Linked DNA regions of Homo sapiens: all the other regions are linked to region 2. A link is a contact called in ENCODE Hi-C data. All regions are on one chromosome and are shown on one strand. The core of a region is the stretch at or near the end of the contact, and the rest is flanking DNA. Distances in the headings are between cores, read along the strand shown. Region 1 holds the start of LINC01754 (long intergenic non-protein coding RNA 1754). Region 2 overlaps PREX1 (phosphatidylinositol-3,4,5-trisphosphate dependent Rac exchange factor 1). Region 3 has its middle 14 kb from the start of NCOA3.

Region 1 (2,730 bases), core at 161-2,660, 1.4 Mb before region 2:
TGAGTCTCCAAATACAAACCCCAAATCATTGTAGCAAAATGCACTGACCAACTGTGCTTCCACGATCAGATCAGTAAGCTGGGTGCAGTGGCTCATGCCTGTAATCCCAGCACTTTGGGAGGCCAAGGTGGGCGGATCACTTGAGGTCAGGAGTTGGAGAACAGCCTGGCCAACATGGTGAAACCCCATCTCTACTAAAAATACAAAAATTGGCCAGGTGTAGTGGCAGGCACCTGTAATCCCAGCTACTTGAGAGGCTGAGGCAGAAGAATCACTTGAACCTCGGAGGCAGAGGTTGCAGTGAGCTGATATCATGCCACTGCACTTCAGCCTGGGCGACAGAGCAAGACTCCGTCCCAAAACAAACAAACAAACAAACAAACAAACAAACAAAAACCAATGTGTAAGTGAACAGAGAGAACAAGAAGTTTAAGGAAAATTAAAAACATAAAGGACAAAGTGAGAGAAGAGAATATCTGTAAAATACATGAATACACACACACAGTAGATGTTTCATGGTTGTTTATCCCCCACCTCTCGCTGGAACACAGACTGGTGCCCCACTTCGTGCTTGGGATGTCCTTCCTCTGTTTCTTGGCTGAGTCGAACTTGTGCTGCTTCCTTTCTCCTTAAATATCCTTTCCTCTGGACAGGATGTTCCTGAAGGAGGCCACAAGGCAGAACATCTCGGCTAACTTTAGTTTGCTATTTTCAGCCTGAATTTGTGCCTGGGCAAATCAGTCCACGGACAGAGTATCCTCCCCAGTTGGATATTTCTTGCATGAGCATCAGAATTTTGTGGGACACAAGGCTTAGTTTCACTAAGCTCTGAGCCTCAAAACCTGGTATGCATCTGGGTTAGAGAGCCTCATCCAGTCTTTTTTTTTTTTTTTTTTTTTTGAGATGGAGTCTCACTCTGTCGCCCAGGCTGGAGTGCAGTGGCGTGATCTCAGCTCACTGCAAGCTCTGCCTCCCGGGTTCATGCCATTCTCTTGCCTCAACCTCCCGAGTAGCTAGGACTACAGGCACCCACCACCACACCCGGCTAATTTTTTGTATTTTTTTTTAGTAGAGACGGGGTTTCACCGTGTTAGCCAGGATGGTCTTGATCTCCTGACCTTGTGATCCGCCCGCCTCGGCCTCCCAAAGTGCTGGGATTACAGGCGTGAGCCACCGCGCCTGGCCCTCATCCAGTCTTAAAAAAAAATTCCCTGAGCTGTAGAATATATGGTGGACATATTTTCTGCATTCCTTTTTTGATGTAGGTAGGAAAAAAACCCAAAAAACCCCAAATCACAATTGTCCCTCCAGGGAACTGAGAAGCTGGGGTACTTACCCATTGACTCCTGTATTCCATTGGTTAAGAAAAGCTTCTGGTGGCTTTAAGTCCCTAACACTTTTTTGGGGCTGTCTTGCATCCTGTGCTGGAGACAGCTCTTAGGTTAAGAGACACAGGTGTTCAGCCTGGGCAACATAAGGCGACACTGTCTCTGCCAAAAAATAAAAAAAATAAAAAAATAAAAGCCAGGGGGTGGTGCGTGCACCTGTGGTCCCAGCAACTCAGGAGGCTGAAGTGAGAAAATTGCTCGAGTCTAGGAGGTTGAGGCTGCAGTGAGCTGTGATCATGCCACTGCCAGCAGCCTGGGCAACAGAGCAAGACTTTGCCTCAAGAGAAAAGAAAAACAGTCAGATGCGGTGGCTCATGCCTGTAAACCCAGCACTTTGGGAGGCTGAGGCAAGTGGATTACTTGAGGTCAGGAGTTCAAGACCAGGCTGGCCAACATGGCAAAACCCCATCTCTACTAAAAATACAAAAATTAGCTGGGCGTGGTGGCTTGCACCTGTAATCTCAGCTACTTGGGAGGCTGAGTTAGGAGAATCACTTGAACCTGGGAGGTGGAGGTGTCAGTGAGCCGAGATCACCCCACTGCCCTCCAGCCTATGCAACAGAATGAGACTCCATCTCAAAATAATAAAAAAGAGACTAGTGTGGGAGGATCACCTGAGCCCAGGAGGCGGAAGTTGCAGTGAGCTGAGATCACGCCACTACAGTTTAGCTTGGGTGACAGAGTGAGACTCTCTCAAAAAAGAAGAAGAAGAAGAAGAGAAACAGATGTGTGTGTGAGGTGGGAGCTGCCAGCCTGTCCATCATAGTTGTAGCTAATCTCAGAAGCAGGCCAAGGGGATTTGCTATAGGGCACCAGCAGTATATGCTAGAAAGAGAATGTAGTACATGTACTGGCTTGTAGCACAGGGGACATTCTAGTTTTAGGCAATGCTGAATCAAGGGCCTCAAATAATGTCAACAGGACTTGAACTTTCACCATCTTTTAGTTCCTTACACCTTATATCCTCTATTAGTGGCTTCTCACAACTGTGGGCTTAATCCTACCAGTCCAGGAGCCCCAGTAGAACAGAGCATCCTTTCTAACACCTGAGCTGACTTTCATGGTCTTGCTTGAGTTCTGTGCCCAGTCCTGCTCTACGGCCAGGAAGCTGTGGCCCTCTGATTGACCAGATCTGAGCTAAACGCAGTGGTGTGTTGATAAATGTCTAACAATAGTCTTTTTGAGAAAATAAAAGTTTTGATTTGTAGTGTTTCCTGATTTCTATGATGTAAGTACCCCCATTAGCTTGAAACCATAGCCGATTTCAATTACCAATGTAGTGTCAACCGGTTTACAGAACTCTTGTCATGTCCCATCAGCTCTAGTGAGCTAGTTCGAGCCA
Region 2 (2,700 bases), core at 121-2,620:
ACAGCCCCCGGCCAGCCGGGGTCCACAAGAGAATGTTTCAGAGGCCTGAGCACTCTCGAGCTCATTTACTCTCTCTGCTGCTCCCCACATTATGGATTTATGTAAGCAGGACGACGAAAACCCTCGTCTTCCCCCTTACATTAAAAAAAAAAAAAGCAACCATAAAACAAAAAACAAAACAAAACAAAAAAACATTTTTGCAAGGAATTTTATAAGCTGATCTGGAGAACAGAAGAAGGACTAAGGAAACCCCTAAAGAAGTCTGGTTGCAAAATGTTCTGAAAAGAAAAAACAAACTTTTAACACAGGAACACCCAATGATACATTTTTTAAGTCTAATTTTGAAAAATGATCAAAACACTTTTTTTCCCCAACATTACAAATTACAAGTGGCCACCAGATGCTGGAGGAGGGAAATATGGCTGTGGTTTGTTTTATCTTCTCTGTTTTTAAGAAACCTCAAAATTAGGGAAGTCACATATACACAAGCAAAGGCAAGGCAGGAAAACTGCCGATGTGGGAGCTAAACTTCACTTGCAGATGGCGGAGGCTTCGAGATTAACGCACCCAGGAATCAGCCACATCCAGCCCTAGAGCGGGGGACCATGAGAGAATGTGTGCAAACCCAAATTGAACTTGTAATTCACTTGATGGATTTAAAAGGCCCGTGGGAAGTTTTCTGTAAGCCGGGAACATTTTGCTGCTAAGAAAGCCCCACCACCCAGGGAACAGGCGGGCAGTGTCCTCGAGCCTTTTGCAGGATAGAGGCAGATGTTTGGAGATATGATGTAACCTGGGTGAGTGAATTCATTCAAAGATGAGTCATGAAAGCAGCCCTCAAATGTCCTTCAGAAATCTCAGTAGCAGAACACAGAGCTTGGACCCAAATGCCCACCTACCACCCTCAAACAGGAAGCTCCCCTCTTTCAAAGAAGCTCTGGCCCTGAGGATGATGGCAGGCTTCAGCTCTTTGGCCACCAGCTTCTATTCCCTCATTTTACCGTAAAGTACCCTGATGCTGCTTGAAAGGTGTTGCTCATCCCCCACCTGAGGCACACAGAGCACAGGATGAAGCCAATTCTTTGTACGTTGAGCCCCTAGATCAAACTCTACCTGAAGCTGTAGGTCTAGCTTCATGGGCTATTATACTTCTTCTCTTATATGAGTCTGACTGGTTTGGGTTTTCAGTCACTGCTATGGTTTGAAGGCATCCCCCACATTTCATGTGTTGGAAACAAATACCCGCTGTGGCAAGATTCAGAGGTGGGGCCTGTAAGAGGTGACTGGCTCATAAGAGGCTCTGCCCTCATGAATGAATTAATGCATTCACGGATTAACGGGCTAATGGATGAATGGGGTATCATGGGAGTGGAACCGGTGGCTTTGTAAGAAGAGGAAGAGAAACCTGAGCTGGCGTGTTAGTGTGCTCAGCCCCCCTGCCACGTGATTCCCTAAACTGCCTCGAGTCTCTTTAGAACCCCCAAGAACGTTCTCACCAGATGTGGCCCCTCCACCTGGGACTTCTCAGCTTCCATAACTGTAAGAAGAAAGTTTCTTTTCTTTATAAATTACCCAGTTTCAGGTATTCTGTTATGAGCAACAGAAGATAGACTAAGACACTCACTCACACATTGAGCCCCACCATGCAAGGATTAAATAAAACCCTGACTTTAGCTAGAACCTTCAAAGTTCGGCCATGTCTACCCCTTCCAAATAACCACCAATTCAGAATGGAACAAGTTCCTCCAATGTCATGGAAGGTTCCCAGCTTCACCCAACTTCACAGTGCGATCTACCATCTGCTTCCTCAACATCTCCATCCACCTTCATCACGGGACAACCTGCAGAGCCTCAGGCCCTGACTCTGCTCCTCACCACAGAGGTTTTCTGAGTAATAATGATGGTAATAACAACATCATCAACAGTCAGGGCTTGCTGAGAGCTCAGGATGGGCCAGTGGGCTTGCTCTAAGCACGTTCATATGGTTATCTCATTTAATACAACACCCTTAGCAGTGGGTATCATTAGTCTCCCCGTGCTATAGATAAGGGAGCGGAGTCACCTGCCCAGAGTCACACAGCTTGTCTGTGGCAGGGCCAGGCTATCAGCCAGCCCCCACGCAGCCACTTGAAATGAGTATTTTTATGTTGATATGAGTAACTATGGCTATCATATCAAAACCATTATTTCATGAACATTATTAAGCTGAGACTATAAAGTTTTTAAAAAGGGAGGAGGTTCAGATTGAGTAAAAATATTATATAGACAATGTTGTGACTGGTATTTGAATATTATACAAATCATAAGACTGATACTGAAATGAGTATATTGCAGGAAATACTGGACGGACAGATGAACAGACGGACGGATGACAAATGGATGGACAGATGGATGGACAGGTGGGTGGGTGGGGAGATGGATGGGTGATGGATAAGGAGGAAAGAAGAAGGGAGAAAAAGAATGAAGTGAAGAAGGGGAGGAAAGAAGGAGAAAAATGGGCCTGGCACGTAGTAGGTGCTCAACCAATATGCTGAATGAACCCATTAGCAAAGAAGTAGTAGAGTGCTGTAGTTAAGAGTGTGGGCTTTGAAGTCAGACTGCTGGTTCATGACTTGGCTCAGCCTTTCCTCGCTGAGGAACCCTGGGCATGTGACAAAACCTCTCTGTGCCCCAGTCTCCTGGACTGTGAAATGGGACAAT
Region 3 (2,700 bases), core at 28-2,527, 1.3 Mb before region 2:
GTATTTTAGTAGAGACGGGGTTTCACCGTTGTTGCCCAGGCTGGTCTCGAACTCCTGAGCTCAGGCAATCCACCTGCCTCGGCCTCCCAAAGTGCTAGGATTACAGGCGTGAGCCACCGTGCCCGGCCAGAAATTAGTTTTTATTTTATTTATGTATTTATTCATTTATTTTGAGATGGAGTCTCGCTCTGTCCCTTGGCTGGAGTGCCGTGGCGCGATCTCGGCTCACTGCAAGCTCCGCTTCTGGGGTTCACGCCATTCTCCTGCCTCAGCCTCCCGAGTAGCTGGAACTACAGGTGCCTGCTACCATGCCCAGCTAATTTTTTTGTATTTTTAGTGGAGACGGGGGTTTCACCGTGTTAACCAGGATGGTCTTGATCTCCTGACCTCGTGATCTGCCCACCTCGGCCTCCCAAAGTGCTGGGATTACAGGCCTGAGCCAGGTTCTTTATCAAACCTGCTTGTTTTTTGTTTTTTTTTGTTTTTTATGATATTATTCTGTTTGCATATTTTGGTACCTTCTTTTGTGTCTTTAATAATTATTAGCTCATCTTTCGATGGTTTTTGTGCAAACATGCTATTATCTGAAAGTACGCCTTTGCTTGCTGGGTTGACTCCTAGCTCCAGGAGGATGATTTCTATATTGTAATTTTGGATTACATGAGCCCCAAGGCCTGATTTCCTGCCCTTGTATTTGCATTGCATTAGGAGGTCTTTGCTTTCTGAGACCCGTGACACCTCCTCCTCTGGCATAGTATCTATCAGTTCACACTACCGGTTGGGTTTCAGTTCCATTTTTGTTTTTTGACATGGGGGATTTCCCTTTCTTTCCTGTGAACCCTGTGATTCATTTAAAAGAGTACTTGTTATCTTTTACTCAGAATTTCCAGATGTTTTTGCGGGTGGGGTTGAGTGTTTCAGGCTATCTAATCTGCTGTATTGCTGGAAACTGACCACCTTTGCGCTTTTTTTAGTTTCTTTTCTCTACCCCCTAGCTCTGAATATTCAGTTTCTGTTCTTTCATTTCCCACCCTACTCCCTCCTGTCTCATATATCTTTTATACCTTCAGCTTCAAATCCTTTTCTTAACAAGTTGATTTACTCTGGAGTTTCTAATTTAAATGCATCCCAGGTGGCAATCTCACAGGTCAACCTGGTTCCTGTTGGGCCAGATATTCTGGGTCCAGCTATCTCATAAATCACTTGCCCTGCCCATGCATTGGCTGCCCCTGGGGCTGATGCCCATGTCTGACACAATCAGCTGTGGTGTGAGCAGAAGTTGCCAGTCACATGGTACCAAAGAAGGTGACTTCTGCTCTGTCTTTAGAAGGGTCTGTGGGTAAGTGGGGCAGACATCATGACTGACATGTACAGTAACATCCTTAACAGGTTTGCAATGTAGTTGATTGATAATAGCCAGAAGGTTTAAAATATTTTTTTTTTTGAGATGGAGTTTTGCTCTTTTTGCCCAGGCTGGTGTGCAATGGCGCGATCTCGGCTCACTGCAACCTCTGCCTCCCAGGTTCAAGTGATTCTCCTGCCTCAGCCTCCCGAGTAGCTGGGATTACAGGCATGCACCACCACCCTGGCTAATTTTGTATTTTTAGTAGAGACGGGTTTTCTCCATGTTGGTCAGGCTGGTCTTGAACTCCTGACCTCAGGTGATCCGCCCACCTCGGCCTCACAAAGTGCTGGGATTACAGGCGTAAGCCACCACGCCTGGCAAATTTTTATTTTTTTTAAAGCTAGAATCTTAACTTGCCTTATACATTCACCTCTGGCATAGATACTGTTTGCATGCCCCAACATGGCTACTCCTTCCATGTTCCTACTCTGTAAGTACTAAATCATTGATAGAGGGTTTGTCCTCTCAAATAAGCTTACTGTCATCACTTTAAAACACTATTTCTTTTCTTTACTTTTTTTTTTTTTTTTTTGAGACGGAGTTTCACTGTTCTTGTTGCCCAGGCTGGAGTGCAATGGCACGGTCTTGGCTCACTGCAACCTCTGCCTCCTGGGTTCAAGCAATTCTCCTGCCTCAGCCTCCTAAGCAGCTGGAATTACAGGCACCCGCCACCACGCCTGGCTAATTTTTATATTTTTAGTAGATACGGGGTTCCACCATGTTGGCCAGGCTGGTCTCGAACTCTTGACCTCAGGTGATCCGCCCGCCTCGGCCTCCCTAAGTTCTGGGATTACAGGTGTGAGCCACCGCACCTGGTCCCCGAATTCATTTTTTAAAAAAGGAAGTGTTTTATTCCAGGGCTGGAGTCAGCCAACCTTTAAATGCCCCCGAAACTCTATATGATGGGATACCATGTAGCCAGTGAAACATTATGAAGCTGCTTAACATTCAACAGTTAAAAAAGATCTCCCAGATACTTTACTTTTAAAAGAAGTTGTGGATACATTGTAGGTGTATATATCAATGGGGTATACAGGATGTCTTGTTACAGGCATGCAATGTGAAATAAGCACATCATGGAGAATGGGGTCCAGATACTTTAAGTTAAAAAAAAAAAAAGAGATAAAGCAGTGTGTATAATAGGCCTTATTTTGTGTTACAAAAATGTATATATATATAGACCAGATGCGGTGGCTCACGCCTGTAATCCCAACACTTTGGGAGGCCAAGGCAGGCGGATCACTTGAGGTTAGGAGTTCAAGACCAGCCTGGCCAACATGGTGAAACCCCGGCTC

Evidence for each region. A loop is a pair of places that touch in the nucleus more often than their neighbours do. Pooled maps may share reads with other maps.
Region 1: a loop to region 2 is called in a pooled map, with 4 times the contacts of the local background. The contact joins the promoter of LINC01754 here to the enhancer-like site in region 2. A Hi-C loop is called at or near these places in 3 of 37 single-sample maps with no recorded cell type and 2 of 50 pooled maps.
Region 3: a loop to region 2 is called in a map with no recorded cell type, with 10 times the contacts of the local background. The contact joins two enhancer-like sites. A Hi-C loop is called at or near these places in 3 of 37 single-sample maps with no recorded cell type and 4 of 50 pooled maps.

Annotation. Positions count from the first base shown.
Region 1 is chr20:47,410,734-47,413,463 of GRCh38, forward strand. It overlaps LINC01754 (long intergenic non-protein coding RNA 1754), which reads right to left and starts at 1,411. Exons shown (of 3, transcript NR_146496.1): 1 at 1,337-1,411. RefSeq lists an enhancer at 2,062-2,221.
Region 2 is chr20:48,787,466-48,790,165 of GRCh38, forward strand. The region is part of intron 1 of PREX1 (phosphatidylinositol-3,4,5-trisphosphate dependent Rac exchange factor 1); the gene reads right to left. Among named protein-coding and RNA genes, the nearest start is that of PREX1, 39 kb to the right of the region's middle. RefSeq lists enhancers at 954-1,013, 1,594-1,653, 1,754-1,853. Within about 2 kb of position 1,371, at least 9 of the 41 ENCODE cell types and tissues checked have a DNase peak (open chromatin) inside an H3K27ac peak, as active enhancers do.
Region 3 is chr20:47,486,519-47,489,218 of GRCh38, forward strand. No RefSeq gene overlaps it. Among named protein-coding and RNA genes, the nearest start is that of NCOA3, 14 kb to the right of the region's middle. RefSeq lists enhancers at 37-106, 707-1,036, 1,067-1,116 and silencers at 1,327-1,376, 1,397-1,456. Within about 2 kb of position 1,278, at least 9 of the 41 ENCODE cell types and tissues checked have a DNase peak (open chromatin) inside an H3K27ac peak, as active enhancers do.